2 separate regions of the Mus musculus genome follow, and region 1 is linked to region 2. The links are chromatin loops, found by intact Hi-C in ENCODE. Cell type or tissue: left cerebral cortex. All regions are shown on one strand. Each heading gives the region's core, and the rest is flanking DNA. Links, peaks and the distances in the headings are about the cores only.

The links. A loop is a pair of places that touch in the nucleus more often than their neighbours do. Peaks named below come from ENCODE experiments on the same cell type or tissue, not always from the same donor. Only the 100,000 strongest peaks of a DNase experiment are listed, where the experiment ranks them.
Region 1: a loop joins it to region 2, with 2.3 times the contacts of the local background. A loop is called at or near these places in 2 of 42 quality-filtered maps.

The regions. Positions count from the first base shown.
Region 1 is chr5:42,975,906-42,987,012 of GRCm38, reverse strand. No RefSeq gene overlaps it. Among named protein-coding and RNA genes, the nearest start is that of Gm43700, 57 kb to the left of the region's middle. In left cerebral cortex, for the core only: no CTCF peak of the experiment used is centred there; a DNase peak (open chromatin) is centred at 5,937.
Region 2 is chr5:43,042,720-43,053,826 of GRCm38, reverse strand. No RefSeq gene overlaps it. Among named protein-coding and RNA genes, the nearest start is that of Gm43700, 9.7 kb to the right of the region's middle. In left cerebral cortex, for the core only: no CTCF peak of the experiment used is centred there; a DNase peak (open chromatin) is centred at 4,927.

The DNA of each region.
Region 1 (11,107 bases), core at 1,202-9,201, 66 kb after region 2:
CATCTTTAACCACTGAGGCATCTCACAGGCCCAGTGACCTAGTTTTTGACAATCTGCCATGACCACTTTATGCTTTATTCTGCCTAGTTTGAAATATGACTGTCCTTAGATAAAATCCCAATGGGCTTGTTTTCTGGTTCCAGTGTATTCATATGTCATGTATTCCTCCATTGGAGTCAGATTAGAGGAACCTACTGCAATCAGTTAAACTGAGTGTGGTGGTATATAGTCTTGTACTTGGGAAGCAAAGGCAGGAGATTGTTGCTCATTCAAGACCAGTTTGTCTATAAATTGAGAATCAATCTTAAAAACAACAACAACAACAACAAAAATAAAAACTATACAAACAAGTAACTCTGGGAGACAGGAGCCCATTTCCTTAGAAGCCTCTGGGAGTCTTTATACCAGCTGCTGAATGTGAATGGAGTTATCAGGTGGGTTGCTGATGTTCTCCACATGTTGCCACATATATATTTTAATCTTCACCACGATCTATTAACTATGCATAATTATCTTCATTTTTACAAATGGTGAAACAGGAGCTTAGTGATGTTAGGTAACTTGCCTGAGGTCATGGAGCTAGTTCAGGACAACAGCATGACAGGTTAGGTGTGGTGAGGCTTAGATACCACTCCACACTTAGCACGCCACCCTGTGGCCAATTTGTGGGAGTCCCCGTGGTTATGCCTGCATAAACCCTCGATGGATTCCCCAACTAGGCTCTAACATAAAATGGGAGCTGAAGACAGGAAGAGAGAGTGAGGGCAGTCACAAAAATCTTGCAGTTCAGTAACTATGTATTCCCTCAGTGAGCTCCTCTCACCTGATCGTTGTCCTTTCCACCCAGCATGTGAGAAAGGGTCTCCATTGGCATAGTCACATTGTGACTTTGCTTCCTATTGCTTGTGTAACACTGAGCTATGAGATGGACTTCTCCTTTAGGGCTCCTGCACGTTTCTAGGTTTAGGCTCCAGAAAGCTTTTGGGTTCAAACTCCATCCCAAGGCCTTACCAATGGGAATTGGCTTAATCATTCATGAGCATTACTTTACTTCCTCCATCTGTAACATAGAGGCATTGAGAGGATTCAATCAACTGGAGTAAAACAGGCTCATGGTTTGACGTCAAGGACAAATGGGTGCACAAACTCTCTGTCTGTCCTCTTCCCAGCAAGATAGTTCATCTCTGGGAAACAACACAGATTTTAGAAACTTATACTAGTGCCTCACACAAATGTTATAAACTGAGAAATTAAATCTGTGTAGTTGAGCTGTCCTTGACCATACCCCTGAAGAAGAGCAAGAATACATTCAATGAGATTGTTTTGGGACATTTCCATATGCTTTAAATATTTCTAGGTTCTAGTTACTATTTCTCAAGGACCAAACTGGCCTGCCATCACCTGAGCAGCCCACTTCCAAGATGCCTGACAGTAAGGTCAAATGAGGAGAGACTTATATAGTTCATGATTTCGGAGGACTTACTTCACTATATGAAGGAGGAGGTGGCAGAGGAGATTGGTTTAGCCCATGACGACCCAGAAAGGAGGAAGAAAGGGGGTGTCATTGCTCTGCTGGCTTTCTCTTCTATCCCTTTTTATTCCATCAGGGCCTGCCCATAGCCTGCTGGGCTGGTGACAATCACATTCAGGATAGGTCATTTCCATTCTCTTAATAATATCTGGAAATACCCTCACAGACATGTACCCAGAAATGTATCCTGTCAGTCTTCTAGTCAATTCTAAATCCAGTCAAGTAGGCCATGAAGGTTAGCCATCGAACAAGTCAGACCTTAGGGATTTTGTCCATCCAATCATGCTTATAGGAAGCAAAGATTAGAACTCTCTTTCCTCAAAGGAATAGTTTCCTTTCTGGCCCTGATACAAAGAGCCATCTTTCTCTTTATTAGGACTGCCAGGTCTTGGGTTCACTAATCCTAAGCATGGAGTTCATTTATTTAAATGCTCAAATAGAAATATCATGAACTTCCTAATTTGGGAAGGGCAAAGAAGTTTCTCCCTTGAATATGCAGTATGTGTGTTTGCTGCTTCTTCTTATTTATCTTCCTGTTTTTGTTATTACTTTGTTGTTCTTGTTCTTTCCCTCCCCCTCCCCCTTCTCTTCCTCCTCTTCCTCCTTCAGACAGGGTCCCACAAAGCCCAGGCTGGCCTTGAATTCTCTATACTTGAGGATAACCTTTAATTCCTCATCCTCTGGTCTTCACCTTCTGATTTCTGAGATTATAGGACTACACCCCCATGCCAGGCTATAGATATACACTGTGTTTGAGAGCCTATTGGGATATGGAAAAAGGAATAAGAAATGGATTCATTAATGTTACCCAGAAAATAACTAATAAGCTACATATATTTATTATTAATAATAGGCTTATGGTACGGAGAGATGCCTCAGGAGTTAGTAAATGCTGGTTACTTTTGCAGAGGAATGGAAATAAGTTCTCAGCACCCATACCAGATTTCTCAAAATTTCCTGCAATTTCATCTCCAAGGTATCTGATACCTTCTGGCAATGGTGAGTACCCACATACATATGCATGAGCACACACAGACACACACACACCATATATATTCATTAATAAAAGTATAAAATATTTAAAATAATAGCAACAATCAGCTCACGAGACATGCAGGTTGAAAGTCTCAAGCTCTGTCATCTGCAAACTAGAAATCTAAGACTCTATAGAGCCAAGATTTAATCTCACCAGCAGACCCAAGAAGCAGGGTACTGATGGTGTAAATCTCAGTATCAGAGAAGACAAGCATGACTGATAATGGTCAAGTCCTCCTTATCTTATGTTTTGTACTCTTTAGGCCCTCAACAGAATGGATGACTCTCATCCACAGGGGAAGAGCGAGCTACTTTGGGACAGCCCATCAACTGAATGCTAGAGATATGCTCAAATTGTATTAAATTTGGATATCTATGGACCAATCAGGTTAACACTCAAAAGTTAATGATCATCAAAAAATTTGTATCTCTAAAGAAAGCAAAATAATTCACATGAATGTAATGCTTCACAAACAAATGAGTTTTAAATATCTATGGATGGTAGACTGGTGAGATGGCGTAGAGGGTACAGCCCTTGTTATGTAATTGTGACGTCCTCTGCTCTAATGGGCAGAATTCACATAAAGCTGTGTCTGATAGAATATGTTGTTTGTAATACCACTTAGCTTATGGTAAGTTGGTAGCTGGAGACAGGGGAATTCCTAGAACCTCCTGGGATAGATGGCCAGGCATAGGTGCAGTAAAACAACAAAGAGAGCCTGACTCAAAATAAGCTGAAGGTAAAAGCTGTTGTCTGATCTCTGTGTATGTACTGGCATTCATAGGAATGCACACAGGAATACACATGCATATACATAAGCACATCCCACATGACAAATGACTAAAAATAAAAAAAATCCATGAATTTATAATTAATACAAGAAAATGGATGAAATGAACTCCATACTGTTACAAATATTATTGATACAAGCAAATGTATCTAACATAGTGAATACATTCTAAAAACAATGTTATGTGCCTTTTTTTGGTTTTGTTTCTCTTAATATACTTTGTGGATACTTTTGTAGATACTTTGTGGATACTTCAGTACACATGACTCCATTATATTATTGCAGGATATTCTTTATAATGTTCCATTATATTTAACTATTCAGATATACTATAACGTTTGTATCATTAAACATAGATTATTTGCAATTTGGAAGATTTTATAAAAAAAAAACCTTTTATTTATTTTTATTTTATGTATACGAGTATTTGTTGCATGCATGCATGTGCCCCATATGCATTCCTGGTGCCTGGGAGGCCAGAAGAAGTTTCAGGTCCCATGGAACTGAAGTTATAGATGGTTGTAAGCCACCATGCATGTGCTGGGTGTCAAACATGCTCTCTACAAGAGCAGAATGCCCTCTTAACTGCTAAGCCATCTCTCTGGCCCTCTTATTTGCAACATTTTATTTTTCCTTCCCCAATCCACAATTAGTACCCTCGACTTTGCATTGTTGAATGCATGTGTGGGTAAATCAACTGAAGAACAATCTCTGGAGTGGAAATTCTGAGTTAAAAGTATTTTCATGGATATTGACCTTTTGCCAAATTGACCTTCAAAGAAGTTACGCCAATTTATAGCCCAATCACTAGTGTGTGAATATCTGTTTCCCACAAATCTTGCCAAAGCCATATTTTGTAATTCCTTTTAATCATTGCCAATCTGATAGGCAAAATAAAAATATCCTGCTGTTTTAATTTGCACTTATTAAAGCAATAAGCAAAGTTAGACATCTTTCTATGTAGTCCTTTGCAAGTTATATCATTTTTCTTTTTCTGAACAAATACTTAATAGGTACACAATAAATATTTTTGGGCAATTATATACACAACCTGTGCTATTGTTCCTTTTATTAATCTCAATGAATTCATTATAAAGTAACAAATTAATAATCTTGGTACAGTTGTTGCGTCTATTTTTATGTTTGTCATAAGTCTTTCAATTTTGTGTGTGAATTTTGGGGAAGTAGTTATATAGAAATATGATCTTCATCATTTAAAATAGTAACATTTATGATTTACTTGAAAATAATTTATACCTTTCATGTCTTGGAACATTTTTCTTCATTTCTCTGTGTAAACACAACATTCTTAATAAGCCTCCTTTGCCTCTGGAACATTCTTTGTGTGGTACTTAAGTTTTTAGAGAGCGCATAGATTTCCCTGTGGCTATCAGACTCATATTCTATTCTCTCAGTTCATATTATGAGCAGCACTTGTGAAAATAATGGGATTATTTACCTGTTTCAGAAATTCTGCTCTTTGTTGACTGTTCCTGGCCATACAAACCCCTCCAAGTCTCACATGGCAAGGGATCCTAGGTTTTTTGTTTTTTGTTTTTGTTTTTTTTCAGGAATTCATGTAGAGACAATTTTTCCCATTAGGCTGCTTCTCCATCTGACTTCCGTGGTCCATGGGTTGACACAGAAGTCAGATCCAGAGCGTTTCTGAGTATGTAGAGTCCTCTAGGTCCTATCCTCGGTAAATGAGCTGGACTACCTGCCTTTGAACAATATTGAATGAATCTCAAGTCTGTGGCTCCATGGGGTCCAGCCCCATGGGTTCTGCTGCTTCAGGTTGTTTAGCATACTACCTTATATCTACACTTTTGGGAACAGACTTCTTGAACTTGCTTTATCTTAGATGGAGGATGACGACTCCCAGCATAAGGATTGGAATTTTGACTACTGACTCATAGATCTTGTTATGGTTACTGTGAGATTGCAATCATAAAAGTGCCCTTGCTTGAGCACTTTAGGCTTGCATTCCTCCTTTCTGTGGGCCTCATCTTAGTCTGTCCTCCTATTTTCCAATATACATGTCTTTTTATTTTAGTCCAGGTCAGATTCTGCTATAAAACTTAGACTCATAACAGACGTGAGAACTCCTCAGGTATGCCCTGGGACACAGGGAAAAATATGGCCCCAAGTTCTGACTTGGTTCAGATCATTGTTCTCTTTATGAGACTTTCTACTGGCCACCTGAGACCATTGTAAGACTTTCATGGTTTCTAGACCTCAAGTTTGGGAAGATTGGGTCCCCCTATAATACCAATAAATCTAGGCCTATGGATAGTCAAGGACTTGGCAGAACTGAAAGATTCTGCTCAAAGTTTCATCAGATGGTGATTTGCCCAAACTAATTGTCAACTGGTTTTTGAGACCTTTGCTGGCTGTTGGAGTCAGAACCAGGAATCCCTGCAATCTGTTTGTGATTACAAGGCTCAGCTTGCTCCACCAAAGAGCTTCTGGCGCCTTTCCTCCTTAAAAACACATTCAGCACATTTTTAAAAACCACAATGAGAAGCCCTCCCTGAGAAAGTGACTAAACACTGCTTAATATTCTGAAAGCATCAACAGCCACTGAAAAGCCAACCATAAAAAGTTGAAGAAAGCTGACTTGGCACTGGGAGGAAGCCAGCTGTTGCTGGCCTTTGATTGGTGAAGGTTGTAAAACCCTTTGTTGTGCTTCACTGTCAAAGACTCCTTATTAAATTTACCTCCCAGCTTGCATGCTGGACCATTCTGGATGCATCTGTCCTTCTGGATACTTTAGATATACCAAGATATTCCTGTCTTTTGCAATTTCCCCAATACCATAGACAATGGTTTGGATTATGACACTCCCAAAAGAATGTCTTAACTGTCAGTACCTCAGAATTTAACTTTAATTAAACATGTTGGTACTATAAATGTAATTATAATGAGGTCAAATTGGGCTATGATGCTTTCTTAATTCGGTAGGACTTACATCATCAAAAGAGGAGAAAGGAACAGTGTGACTGCTATGTGATGACACTGAAGATTCCTGTGATGCATACACAAGCCATGGATTAGTGACCATCACCAGCATCACCAAAACCCACAATGCCATTCCACAACTACTATCTATGATGTCACTGCTAGCTACTTTCTCATTGCTGTGACAACATATTTAACAAAAGCAACGTAAGGAAGGGAAAGTTAATTGTGGCTCAGTTTAAATGTACACTCTATTATGCAGAAGGGTTAATGGTGACAACTGCTCTACCTGTGGCTACACAAGTGTCTCAGTCAGGGTTTCTATTTCTGCACAAACATCATGACCAAGAAGCAAGTTGGGGAGGAAAGGGTTCATTCAGCTTACATTTCCACATTACTGTTCATCACTAAAGGAAGTCAGGACTGGAACTCAAGCAGGTCAGGAAGCAGGAGCTGATGCAGAGGCCATGGAGGGATGTTCCTTGCTGGCTTGTTTGCTTCCCCTGGCTTGCTCAGCCTGCTCTCTTATAGAACCAAGACTACCAGCTCCAGAGATGGTCCCACCCACAAGGGGCCTTTCCCCCTTGATCACTAATTGAGAAAATGCCTTACAGCTGGATCTCATGGAGGCATTTTCTCAACTGAAGCTCCTTTCTCTGTGATAACTCCAGCTGTGTCCAGTTGACACAAAACTAGCCAGTACAACAAGGGTGAGGTGGTTGATAACATTACAGCAATAGTCAGGAAGCACAGGATGCAAGATACAAAATGCCTTCTGAGAGTAGAGGGAAGCTATTGAAGAAATTCATTGTCTATGTGTTTAAGTGTAGATATAGGTTTTAGAGGAGGACTATGGTATCAAATGTACACATTGTGTAAGAGCCTAGCTTATTATGATCATATTCCATTTACAGATATTTTAGGTGGTCTGATTTCAAACTATATCATGAATATTTAAATCATGCATAAGACAGGAATAGGAGTGAGATATAAAGTTTTGTGTTGGGGACCAATTATAATGATGTGTTCTTTCACCAAAGTCACATACTAAAATTCCAACAGCAGTAACTCAGAATTTAGGGAGAAACTATCTTCCACTGATAGGTGTTCAAATTAAAGTGAAGTTATTTTCAAATGGCCAAGAAAGATACCATTTGAATATGTATACAAGTGCTACTACCTGTGCACAAGTATGATCATGTAAAGACACAGAAAGAAAGATGCCACACATCCGAAGGCCTTCAGAGATGCCCCAAAAGGAACTAACTGACCAACATCTTGATCTTAGGTGTCTAGGCTCAAAAATCATGAGAAAATAAATATATTTTGTTTTACCTTCACCAGCAAACTAATAGAGTGCTTATGTAGGTTTGAGTGCACTGAGGGGTGGGAATAGTAGTGGCTCACTCTCAGGAGTTTTGTAGTACCATGTGCAGAATGAGATGCCTATTAGATATCACCAGGTCTCCTGGTGCTCTGTGAATCTGCACATGGATGCTATTCATTATCATGGGGGGCAGAGTACAGTTTCGCAGGAGAGCAGGGAGGGGGTAGCAGGCAATCCTTCCCTGGCTGTTTCTGAGCAGATGCTGAGAAAGCAGCCCTGTGGTACTGGAGGAGTTCAGAAAAGGTGGTGCCCAAGGATCTTCAAGAAATGAGTGATTAGTTGGGTGTGGTGGCGCATGCCTTTAATTATCATGTTTGGGGAGCAGAGGAAACCTGGGCAGCATAATGAGTCCAGGTCAGCTAAAACTGTACAGTAAGACCTGTTTAAAACAACAACAAAAACTTTCAATAGAAGCAAAAACACCTACAAATGTCATGGGGATTTGGTATCATTAATAAGGTGGGAAAGATAATTGGCTACTAAATTTGACAACATAGAGTTTATTAATAACCTTGAAGTGGTATTTTCAGTTGCAAGATGAAGAAAGTTTTTTTGTTGGTGTTGTTTTGGTTTTATTTTGTTTTTCTAAACTGGGTAAAGCCAAAAGAAAAATTTGAATCTAGAATTGTGCTTTTGAGGAAAGATGTTTTTTAAGGGAAATAGGAATTTAGGAAGTAGATAACTGGTGACGTGGGAGGGGTGGGGACATTTTATGACACATTTGAATGCTGTTGGGTTAAGTCTAAGAGTTGGGGAAGTATAAAGATTTAAATAGTGGGAGAAAATAATATTGGGGAAGAAATATTCTTCAGCAGGTGAGAACAGACAGAATTCAGGTCAAAGAAATGACCACAGTACTCTGGTTCCAGAGCCCTCTGCAAGACTCACTGTAAAGTTGAATTTCCACTGTGAGAGTATTGAGGTCAGACCTTCAAAAGATAGTCAGGTCACAAGGCTCTTCTCTCATGAATGGACTATCCCACTATCACAGGAGTGTGTGAACCACAGCGAGACAGTCTCTGATGGAAGTGTTAAGTTCACCCACATCCTATTTGTCTCCTGTGCTGATATGCCCTCCTACCACACAGGATATGCTGCTCTTGGGTTTATGCAAAGCATCTATGATGAGATTTTATGTATTCTATTACAGCAGAGAAGAAAATTAGGCTAAAGTAGATGGGAACAAGAATGCTCATCCACTTAAGAAGAGGCAAGCTGGAAGACTTGATGGTGCACTACCTTAATCTCAGCAATTAGGAGGGCGAGGCAAACAGATCACTATGAGTTCATGACCAGCCAGGTCTGCATAGCAAGTTCCAAGATAGTCAGGACTACACAGAGAGATCCTGTCTCCAAAAAACCAATTATTTATTAAAGAAGAGAAAGATGAAAATTTAGACAGGTGAATACAGTGTAGTAGATTAGCTTTTAGAAAGATTTGAGACATGAAAAGATACTAGTACAAAAGAAAAAGATCATTCACTGAGTTGAGAGCTGAAGAAAAATCTTCAGCTTTTGGCCACTTAGGCCAGTTTAGCATTTGTGAAAAGATCTAGGAAGACATAAAACTGGTATCCCCCACAATGAGGAAGTATGCCAACTGAATAGGTAAGCCACGGTTGGTAGGCAGGGTTGAGGGGCAGGTGAAAGTTTGTGATCATAAGTTTAAAATGAGACCAGTACCTTATTTTCTTAATTTCTTGTTACTTATGGATAGCAGCAAAGCATTTACTATGACTTAGTTATTCTGTGCTATGCAGCTATAGAATAGGGAATGAGGAAGAGAGACTAAGCTGAGGGAGTGATCAAGGGTATCCTATAACTGTGAGTATGGCTTCAGAAAGTAACATGGTTTGGATATGGAATGTTGGAAAGTCTAGTGTGGTCGCATGTTGGTTGCTCAATGTAGCAATGTTCAAATATGGGCTAGGAAGTGGTTGTTCCATGTGAGTTCTGACCATAACGATGAATCTGTTTGTGGATTCACTATCTAACAGGCAACTGGGAAGTGATGATTGCTCCCTCCTTCCCCATTTCTCTCATATATGTATAGGATGAGCTGTCTCTTGCCACATCCTCCCTACGATGATGCTCTGATTTGCTATAGACCCGTAAGGCTGGACCTAATTGGCCAGAAACTGAAACTTCTAGAATTGTGAGCCACAACATAGCTTTTTTGGTTTTTATTTCTTTCAGGCATTTTGTCACAGTGACACTAAGTGACCAACTATGTGGGAAAGTGAAAGAACAAAGACTTAAGAGGAACACAATTCTGATATGGGGCCAATAGATGGATCTCCTAGTGGAGTCAAAGAAGGGATTCTGTGCACTGAAGAGTGACCTATGGATAAAAAGGTGAAGGAATGACATCTTTGAATTGGAGGTAGGACAATTGTTGGTGATTACAGGCCTTGTGGACCATAAGATTAGATATTCTAAGCTACCTAAGAATGCTATAGACCCAAGAAATCAGAGTATAATGAGCATATGTTAAAGTCAGCAAGAAAAAGAATCTAGAACTGACTTTGGGACTTTATCCCCTAAATTTTTGCCTCTTGGTGTTTTCTCTTAGTTAATATTGACTTACCTCCCTAACTTGGAAACAGAAATGAATCATATCACTCAAATTTAATTCACCAGTTAATTCTGGTGGGTATAACTTTAAGATACATATGGAACCCAAGACTGAAATATCTGTCTCCCATATTATCATAGTAGCATGTCTATTACACAGATCCTCTGCCCCAAGCCCAACCATGACTTCACCCTCGTGTGAACTAATTTACACATTCTAGCACCTGCACTCTTCCCTCTTCTCTGCCTTTATCACCTCTCTCTTCTTACTCTGTTCTGGCCATACAAGCCTTCTTGCCTTCCTGGATAGTTGCTACTAGTCAACTATGTAATGATTGTGTCTGGAATCCTCTTTCTGAACACACATGGATAACCTGCTTTGACTGCTGTCACTTTGGTCAACTGTCACCATCTTGGTACATTTCTTTTCCTTGTTGTCTATTGCTATAAACCAGAACCTACAACTGCCAGTAACAAACAGAGCTTCTATACATTTGTAGAAAGAAAAGAAGTATATTCCAGGAAGAATAGTGACAGAGAGAGGCAAGGATGAAGATGCTAGCATATCCAGTAAGGAAAGAGCTACACTCAGGTGAGTGTTGGAAGAGAGCAGCACACATGCATTAGCCAAAGGGTTATTTGATGGCATGAATCTTAAAAGGAGCTGCAGCATTAGGGTGAGACAAGAAGAGACTTAGTCTGAAAAACATACTGGAAGCAAATTGTATTTCTTAGCTTTGGTCCTGCAGTGCTTGTTAATTAAAGAAGTGACTGGGACATAGGAAGACTGAGGATCTGAGGAAAGATTTAGCTGGTGGATCTTGGGGAAGA
Region 2 (11,107 bases), core at 1,882-9,881:
CCAATGGAGGAGCTAGAGAAAGTACCCAAGGAGCTGAAGGGGTCTGCAACCCTAGAGGTGGAACAACAATATGAACTAACCAGTACCCCTAGAGCTCCTGTCTCTAGCTGCATGGTTAGCAGAAGATGGCCTAGTCATCCAGCATTGGGAAGAGAGGCCCCTTGGTCTTGCAAACTTTGTATGCCCCAGTACAGGGGAACACCAGAGCCAAGAAGTGGGAGTGGGTGGGTAGGGGAGTAGGGCATGGGGAGGGTATAAGGAACTTTTGGGATAGCATTTGAAATGTAAATGAAGAAAATATCTAATAGAAAATTGGAAAAAAGGAAAGAAAAGAAAAGAAAAGAAAAGAAAGGAAAGGAAAAGAAAAGAAAAGAAAAGAAAAGAAAAGAAAAGAAAAGAAAAGAGAAGAAAAGAAAAGAAAGCTGTCATCGGCTAAGGTGCATGAACACTTAATTGCAAGATCAGGCTATAGACCCAAGTTGGTTAGCCCAGGAATGACAAGGTTGGAAAGCTCTAAGCTATTTCCTGCTCTGATATTTGCCATTCTGTACTGTTGTGATGCCTGCTTTCTTCACAACTACGCTCTAGCATTAAGTGAAAACCTGGTAAACATTAAGATCGATTCCACCTACAGATACTTAAGTTTTCACACATTCAAACAATGCTCTCCTGATTCTTAACTATACAGGATTATTTCTAACTAAAAATTAAGGTTATTTGTGGTCTTTGGGGTTCTTAATGATTTCTGTGCTGATTTTTCTTATGTAAATTAAGAAGTTTGTACTGATTTGTCCAAAGCCCCACACAGCCAGAGATAGGAGTTAAAACATTTAAGTGACTTATCCAAGGTCACACGTGGAACCAGTGATAAACAGGATGTCAGGTGGGCTGGTTTCCAGTGCTGTGTCCTTTCTCTGCACCTGGTTAAACAGAAACTATGGTCACATGTGAATGTGTTGTTAAAACAAACATCAGCTCTGTGGCTGGTTTGACTTCACTCCAGTGTGAAGGAACTATTGGTTTTAGTCACTGCTCCTGGAGACTGTGACCATCAGCCCTCAGAAAACACTGGGCCCAGGTCATGAGACTTGCTTGTCAAGCCCTGAAACACCTAGACTCAGCAAAGCCTCAGGGTTTACTAGCAGAGAGGTCTTTGTTGTTATGTGATCTGCAAGTGGATAGTCATTGCTTTGGTTTTTTGCTCCCATCAATAAACTTGTTCCTCTGTCTCTCAAAGTTTGACATTTCTAGACAGCCAAGAGCATGGATGCATTCACTCCTGCCCTCTGCCTTCATCTGGGCCATGCCTTCCTACTACTGTCTCTCCCTTAGCCTCCAACTCAATGAAGCCTACACTCAAGGGTTAGACCCAACTCCCAGCGTTTTGGGAATACAACAAGTGAAGTGTCTTTGGGTCACATCTAGACACTTCTATGTGACAGAAAAGTAGTGACATTGTTTCTACAAATTTTTAAATGAAAACCAGAATCAATACTCATGGGGTTGTTACTATTCATGCTGAGATGAATAAATGGGAGGAAATATGTAAAGCAACGAAAAGGACCTCCAATGTAGGAACTGGGCCATTCAAAACATTTCTCTGCCACTAGAGTGAGAGTAAACACTGTATGCTGTGGTGGCATATGCTTTCATAGTTCTATTAGATAAAATGCACAACCCAAATGGTATCATTGTATTTGATGTGTTCCAAACAAACTTTTGTTTTTGATGTTTTAAGGTTTCAGTATATAGCCCACAATATATGACCACTCTTGCCTTTGCCTCCTGAAATGTGGGGACTAGAAGTGTGTGCATCATGCCTGGCACCAATAAAAGTATTTATAAACTGGCCTAGATTTGCTTCCATCACTCCATCACTAGGCTCTTGGGTCCTAGTAGCAGGTTATAACTTGGCTTGCCCTTTGTATTTCTCTGTTGACAAGTATGAATGAGGCTATCTTTCTGCCAGCTCTCACTTGTCTTCCTTTTCCTTCTGCAGATACATACTCATACAGACATCTCTTCTCCCCAGGCCCCAGGGTACTAAAGAAAGGACACAGGAGAGATGCTCAAAGCATTTGATGGAATGAAATCATAGAGGTTTCACTATTTTCCAGACCCAAGTGCCTCAGTTGCAGTGGTAATGGCCGTGACACCAAAGAAAAAGATCCTGGTACCCAGGACCAAGGGGTGTGCTCCTGCTGCCCGAAGAAGAGGTGTACCTTGCAATAAAAATGCAAAGACTGGCCCATAGGTAGCTGTCAGCAGCAGGGTTGATGGGTAGCTCTGAAGAATTTCATCATGCCAACTGCACTGTGGTCTCCACTGACAGCGAGGAGACTCATCTTTTCCTGTCTTTTGCAGAAGCCAGTGTTTGAGACCCTGGGCAGCCGCTCATTTCAGAGACCACAGCTTGATAAAAGATGGACAGAAAGGGAACCAAAAGCAAAGAGGATAGTGCTGGCCGCATGTGTGTGCCAACTCCGAAATCGAAGTGACCTGCTGGGCTCCTGCTTTCCTATCAGATTTGCTGCCACCCTTTGGATTTAGAATGGGAACTGGACTCTTAGATGTTGCTAGCTGGAATGGCAGTGATGCGGTGACCTGCCTGGCAGTTATTTTGCTGATCTCAATGTCCTGGCCAGAGGGCAAGATAAAAAAAAATCAAGCTTTCTTCTCTTAATCTACTGTGTTGCACCAACTGGTCTTAGCAGTCTGTTGCCTGCCAGGATTGAAGTCCTCTCAGCTAGTTTCAAAAGCTCAGGGAAGGGCCCAGAAAGACCAGGCGAGTCATCTGGTCACACCACAGGGTACTGGAACATAGCCAAAGACCCAGGAACACCAGAGATGAATGTGGGTGAAGGGAAAAACAAAAAACAAAAAACAAAAAACAAAAAAAAACAACAACAACAACAAAAAAACAAAAAACAAAAAACAAAACCCTGGAGTTCTTGGCAGGGGAAGGGAGCTGGATTTTAATCTTAGACCTCTATGGTTGAAATACAGGACTCACTCTATAAACGAAAGATTCTCTCTCACCTTCTCTCTCTCTCTCTCTCTCTCTCTCTCTCTCTCTCTCTCTCACACACACACACACACACACACACACACACACACACACACACACACACACACAGACAAACAGATATAGACACCCTCCCCACAACCTTCCCACACACACCCACCACTGGAAGATTCCTGCATGGGTATCCCTTGTTCTGAAAATTTCATACATTGAGAACTAAAACCTCACTAATATCTTTTAATGCTATTTAAGAAGAGAGGGCACTTGGAAGTGACTGGCTCAAGTGTTATGTTCTGAGTGACATGGACTCGTGTTATTATAGGGATAGCTTTGTTATAATATAAGACTCTGACATTACCTTGCCATGCAGTGCCTGCAATAGGTTACGACACAACAAAGCTTGATCAGGTTTCAGTGTCCCTACATCTTAAAATACATGAAATAAATGAAACCTCCATTCTCTAGCCTGGAATACTCATTCTTTGCATCAGGAAATGATATATTCACACTTGTAAAGTAAGGATAATGTCACCACTCCCTCTAGTTCTCTAAAAGTGATGTGGCATCATGAATTGAAAGCTCCAATCCTCAGAAAAGGCTGATTTTTTTTTTTTGCATGTGTGTGTGTGTGTCCCTTTATTGTAGCCTCATTACACAGTACAGACAGAACCAATTATCAAGACTCCTGCAGTGTAGACCTAACTCTTCCAGCCTTAGCTCTACGACCTCATGCTGGGAACTGCTTCCCCAGGGTGTCCTTACCTTAACATCAAGAGGGGAGACCAGATTCACTCTTTCTGCTCTACTATCCCAGGCTCCCCACAGGGTAGAAAAGACTTGCCACAAACCACAGTCTTGTAGAGATTTGCCTTTACTACCCCAGCTTTAGAAAGTAGAGGTCACAAGTAGATACATTAGAGAAACATGGCAAAGTCTGGGCTCACTTTACCACTCATTAAGTTTTATTGCAAAGTAGTAAAAGAATCCTTCCAACTTTGTAGCCCCTATCCCTATCACCATCATTACCACAGTAGCGGTAGTAAATATTCATTAACTGCTTCTCAAACTGTTTCATTTGACCCCTACAAACAACTCACAAAGCAGATACCATTATTAACACCACACAACAGATGAGGAAATAGGACACAGAGCAGGGATCCTCGCCAGGGTTATGTAAGCTTTGATCATGGTGGCTTGACTTACCAGTTAGACTTGTGGCCATGCACTTACTTGGCAAATGATGTCAACAGATCAAGCCACAGGCTATAGAACATTGGGTAGAGAACTTGGGTGAGTGTCTGTCCAGAGAGCAGGCACGCAGTGTTCATCTGGTGCCCATCCCTGGCCCACTGAAGGCCAACACCAAATTGCACAACTTTTCTAGGCCATGAAGTCCTAGGTTGGCTGGGACATGAGAGGGTCATGCAAGAGAGTTCCATCTATAGTCAGGCTTAGTTGGGTCAGGGTGCCTCATGGATGAATGCTAGTACCATGTAGCCAAGGAAATGCATTGGCTGTACTTGGTGGTGCTAGAGAATGAAGGGGAAGGCTATGGTCAATAAGAGACATGGAGTAGTTTATGTTCAAGGAGAGATGGAAAACAGAAAATTTGGTTGGCTGGTAGAACCTTTATAATGCTTGGTTTGGTATTAAAAGAAAAACTTCATTTGCAGATACCATGAGTCCTTGACTATGCCATTCATTCAGATTGATCAGAAAGGCCCAAAGTCATCCTCTCTGGAGAACTTTGGAAAAAGAAAAATAAGACAGAGTTGCTTGTGATTGTCTAAGAAATTTCCTGAATGTGGTCCCAAGTGCTTCTCTGACAACACATTGTCCAGTTAGCATTTTGCTTGGCAGGAACGTCTTGTCATTTCTACACAGACACACTAAGAATAAACCATGAGTCATTGAGCAGCAGCGTGGTGAGGCTGTGGCAGAGCTGGGACACACTCAGCTCATGTGCCAGTCCCCTAGGACAGCTTTATGCATTCTTTTCAGAGGCTATGATGGCTTCCTTTTTTTTTTTTTTTTTTTTTTACTACTAAATCTACTCTCTGAGACATAGTATTAGACAAGTCTGATCCTGCTGAAGTGCTGGAAGCTCCCCGCTGCTCTGAAGATGGCCTACCAATATGTGACAGTTCTTGCTGGCTCTGGACTGAGTGTCTCTGAATTGTCAGATGCTCTTATATACCAATCCCCTCCTAGTTTTCTGGATACCCGCTCATGTTCTGACTGCCTTCCGCTCTCTCATAGTTTTCCCTCTTCCTGGAGCCTGCTCTCCTTGTCTGAAATGGCAGGTATTTCCTCATTCTCCTATTTCAGTTGACCATCCCCTGTCCAGGGGAGACTTCCTGTTTCCTAAGCCATGTCAACCACCGAAGTCCTGCTGCACCTCCCATTGTGAAATGCACCACTGTGCTGCCTGGCTATTTTTGACTCTCTCTTCCTTACAAGATAGTGAGCTTCACTGGCCAGATAGCCTGCCTAGGATGATCAGGGCTCTTTGCACTTGTGGAGTTAGTGTGGAAGAGGCAGGGAGTTAATTCCAGATCACTGAAAGCCGAGTCTGGAGTCTAGGAACTCCAAAGTCCCCGTCCCAGATTGCCTATCCAGATCTCGTGTCTCTGCACCAACCATGTTAAAAACTGGCAAGAAATGATTCTTCCCGTTCTTATGTTCCCCCTTCAAATATTGCAGACCGCTCTGCTCTTTGTATTTTCTCTGCCAGTCAAGATTTATGTCTTAGCTCTTTCACACTTTTTTTCTATTTCATTAATCTCCTGAATGCACTTTGGACACACTCAAGCTCCCATGGGTTTTGTTTTCTCACCCTCCTTTCACTTTCCTAATACCCTTAAAAAAAAAAAAAGACCTGGAGTAGCAAAGCTCTTTATTCATTGACTCTGTAGACAGTTACTGAGCTTGGTAAGCAAAATAGTGAAATGCAGAAGGCATGGTTCTAATCTTCTAGAAGCCATAGTTCTAATCATGCATGCTTCTGTGCCAGGATGGGACCATACTGGGGCATTCCTTCATATGGCTATCACACAGGATGCAGGCCCTTTGCCCTTTGCCATTTGCCCAGTGTTTTTGGAAGGCTATTCCTGGATCCTCTGATCCCTTCCTCATCTTTCTCCATACTCTGAGTTGCAAATTTTCATCCTCACTGGGATCATGGAAGGTACTAGGCTGCTCTTCCTGGCTAGCATCCTCTCTGAGAGAAGATTAAACACAGTCTGGAGTCTGGAGACCTGGTTTGAAATTTAGGTTAGAAAGCGGTCAGTCTGAGTTAGGAAGGCCTGCCTTTGTCAGCAAACTGACAGAGTTTGCTGTTTGCTGCTGCTGTTGTTTTTGTTTGATTGATTTTGAGAAAAGGTTTCTCTTTGTAGCCCTGGATGACCTGGAACTCACTCTGTAGACCTGGGTGACCGCAAACTCAGAGATCTGCCTGCCTCTGCCTCTCAAGTGCTGAGATTAAAGCTTGTGCCAGTCACCATGTTCAGTGAATTTTCTGAGTTTTAATCTTAATTTTTTTTGAAATTTATTTAATTTGACTTTATGTGGGATAGTATTTTTCTCTTAAAAGCCAGAAGAGGGTGTCAGATTCCCTGGGACTAAAGTTACAGAGGGCTGCCAGCTGTCATGTGAGTGTTGGGAATCGAACCTCCTCTGCCTCTGGAAGAGTGCTCTTCAGATCTCTGAATTTGACTCTTGACCATGTTTATTGCTAATTGCATACATTAGAAAGGCTTGTCAGGTTCCCTGCATTAATCACCCATGCAAAGGAAGAATGGCTTGTCTTACAGAGGTTTTATGAAGACAAAGTGATGGATATTTCTGGGACAAGGATGCACCAAACACCAACGTTTCTCCTAAATCAATGACTCAGCATAAGGACCACAAGCTGCCTTGTGGGACTGTGTCATGGCTTTGTTATAGCCTTAGAAATGAGCTGCCTTCTCGTGTAAAAACTGTAGCATGACTTTAATGAGACATTGTCTCTTAGACACACAGCTAGTCCGAATGCAGTGCACACTGACATTTTTATATTTAACCAAATGGAAAGTGTACACTTAGAGAAAGATTATACCTGGTCTGCAGGACCCATCTTCCCATGTATCCTGAGGCAATAAATTCAAGCTGTTTTTCCCTATTTTGCAGAACTGCTGAGGGACTAAAGGGAGATGCCAGTTCCAGACACAGGGAAGTAGATGCAGGACAAGTTCCAGGCCTACCGAATTCCTCCTGTCTCTGATCATCACTTTGGCTTTGATTAGGAGTTTACTGAAGCATCTGTCTTAAGCATCAGATTCAGGTGTTGGGACTGCATACCTAGTCTTAGAGTCTATGTCCCATCACAGAGCATGCCTGCAGGGAAACTGAATTCATAATGTTGTGATACTGGGATTTCCTAAGCCAGGGGTGTAACTGGGCAGAGAAGGGCTCCAATAATGCTTCGAAGCTCTATCCATTCATTTACCAGTTCTTGGCATTCTTTTTAGAGATGTCTCTGTGTTTAACAAGGTCTTGTATTTTGGTGACTAAGCATCCACTTTCAAGTTTCTGTGTGTGAACTTGTAAAAGAAATATTTGAAAGCCCGTTTCTGCTGGGCATTGTGTTGGCTATTGAATTCAGGAAGATACTAGCAAGATCTTAGTTGAGGTTCCTCTAAGAGTTAAGAGGACAGAATGGTTGCTGGTATCTTACCTAGTCAGTGGTGGGCTGGGGTAAGGAGTGGAGTAATGAAATAGGGAAGTGAGTCAGAGAAGGGAAATCAATAGTGATATGAGATATGGGGTGTGGGGGGGTCTTTGACAAAGGGCCATCTAGTAAATATTTTGGACCTGTAGGCCCCGTGGCTTTTGTAATTAGTTACCCATCTCCGACTTTATAGCATAAATATAGTAATGAGAAACATGCAAATTAGTGAGTGTGACTGCTTCAGCAAAACTTTATAAAATCATGTGTCTGGCTGCATTTTGGTCATCATTTGATGACTCATGACCTAGAAGGTCTCTGTTTGGGGCAAGTAGGGAGATGTTGAATATTTGCCTCTGCAGATTTGTTCTATAGATTGCTAAAGCTTACGGCAGGTCTCTACCTGCAGGGTCTAAGAGGGTTGCTTCTGTGCCCCTGCTGGCTCTCCCTAGTTAGCCTCTAACCTGTGCAGTTTGTCCCAGGAGCAGTGAGCATATTCCTTAGCCCCAAAATACACTGAAGCCAAGAGGTATCACCTATTGAAGTGTGTACTAAATACATGCAGGTGGCACTGTGGGTTACATGGGGATACAGATGAGGTACACAAAGCATGGATTATATAGAAACTCTACTTTAGAGTAGGCTAAAAGCATGTCCCTTTAAAAGGTGAAATCACAGTTTCTGTTTACCGGAAAGAACTGTTCTAGATGTTACCTATTCTCTATCCCACCAAACACAGAGAAGGATCACCAGGTAGAGACTGTATAATTCTGGAGAGAGCACATCTGTAACCACTAGCTGAGGGTTACTATGGGACAAGTACTATGGTAAGCCTACTAGATGTATTAGCTCATGGAAATCTTTCTCATAGATGCCTCTTTCCCCCTTGTTTTGTAAGTAGAAAAACAAACTTAAGGAATTTACAGAATTTGTTCAACAGATTCATCGTTATCACTCAGCAAATGAAGAGGCTACCTGTAAATTTCAGCAATTTGCCAGTATGATTTGTTTGAGATCAAATTAAAAAAATGTTATCAAGATTCTACGAATAGATATTTTCTAGGGCTGATTTCTAACACATACACACACACACACACACACACACACACACACACACACACACTCCAAAACCTAGGTGACAAAGAAAACAGAGATATACTTTCTGAAAATTAGGTATCTGAAATCAAGGTATTGGCAAAGTTAGGCTTCCTTTGAAGATTTAATATAAGATTCTGTTCTTGTTTCTTTTTATCTCCTGGTGACAGCCATCCACAGTGGCATTATTCCTTTCATATGCATCTTCTATAGGGTTCAACCCATAGTCCAAACCAGTCATCATATCAGGAGCAGGGATTCCATGATGAATAAGGCATAGTTCTTATTTGGAAGCAAATTATGAGGGCAAGTTCAAATGGTAATTTTAAAAAACGGACAGATAAAGAAAATGTAATTCAACCAACCTCACTGCAATCGAGTTGGTGAGATGCATTTTCTCCTGGCTCTCCTGGTTTCCATGTTTACTCTTGTCTTATTTTTGACCATCATTTACTGATCTCTGAGGCTAGGGGGATGGTGTTTTTTTTTTTAAAGTAGTGGCAATCATGACGTCTAGATGAGGATAACATCCTCTTTCCGACATTAGTTTCTTCACCTATGAAGAATATTCAGCAGGACACATTAGTGGATCTTAAATGAAGAAGGTTCTAGAATCATCTGAAGAGACTACAACTGCTGAAGTGTGGATCATCTACAAACCTCCTCATTCAGCTGTTCTGAGTTGGGATTTTTATTTATTTGTTTATTACAAACTACAAACCCTGTCTATATTATTCTATTATGAACCCACATCAAAGAGCATTGTTTAAAATCATTGAGCCTCACCTGCTCTGCCATTCTGATCTCAAGTCAGCTATACACCTTTAGCCTCAGGTTTAATAGTGCCGTGACCTGAATGTTTATATTTCCACAAACTGTGTATGTTGAAATCCTAACTCCCAGTGCGGTGATTTGGAAGTGAGCTCTTTGGGAGGTGATTTGATTTTGGAGACAGAGCCCTCGTCAATAGAACTGGAACTCTCATACAAAGACAAGAGAAAACCAACTTCCACTCTTCTTTTAATGAAAGGGGGTAGCCAGAAGAGATATAAGACAAGAGTCATGCTGATAACCTTGGCCTTAAGCTTCTGAGATTCAGGAACTACCCAAAAGAAACCAAAAGAAATTGACATCATTTCATCTCTCCTGGCTGGTAGAGTGTTTGTTGTGGCATCGTGTAGGTGTGGTTTTTGGTTTTAGTTTTTGTTGTTGTTTTTTATGTTTTTAACTTGTTCGTTTTTACTTGAGTTGAGTTTGGGCAGGACTCCATGGGTGTTCTCCCAAGCGCCTTCCTCTTTAACTTCTACAGCACTGGCTCTGAAAGTGTCCAAAGTTTCTCCAAAGATGTTAAGAGGACTGCTTTGCTTGGGAAGTCCTGAGAGGCAGTTTAGGAGTGCCCGCCTTTAGGATTGATTTGCTTCCTGGACAAGCCAGCCTTTTGGTGGGCATGGCTCGGCAACTATGAAGAAGAGTGAGGTAAACACATTTGTTTCTCTATGGGGCTTTGGAATCCAGGTGATAGAAAAGTCTGGAGAAAATAACCTGCTTGGTGGCTAGAAATCAGAGTATTTATTGTGAGCAGAGAACCAGGGGAGGTATTGTAAATTTTAGTGGTTTTTGTTGTTGTTGTCGTTGTTTTGTTGTTGTTTGTGTTTTTAGTTATTTTTTTCTTCACTGTGGCCCTAAGCCAGACTGTTCCTAAGAATTCAGACTTTCTGGCTCTTCCTACGTGTCTCTACATTATTCCTTATTTAATCTCTCTGAGTTTCAGTTTCTTCACCTGGTAAGTGATTGTGACAGGGGAACTTGACTCATTAGATTGTTGTAACTTGGGTAAAATTGCATGCAATGTTGCTTGTAAAGTGCTGAGTGTGCTGCCTAGCAAGTAACATCTAATCCACGTTTGCCACTGCTAAACGTTTCTCTAATTATTGTCCTGTGAGCCTTGTAAGAAACGAAGGGCCATCAGCACTTACTGTGACAGACACTGGTAATCAATGGTACATGCAGGACCTCAGTTGATGTCTACAACAAATGCAGGGTGGGAATGAGGACCTCAGCTTCAGACAGGAGGAAACCATGCCCTGGGATGTTAAATGTTTCCAGAGGTCTCACAGTGAGAAATGGAAGGAATGAAATGTTAGCCATATTCTCCTACATCAACAGTGCCTTTGTCTGAATGCCACTGGGAAAAAATGAGTAAGAGAAACCTGTGACAGAAGGAGGAAGAGATCATCTTCCGGCATGTGTTTGGATGTTTGCATACGTGCATGCTTTTGGAC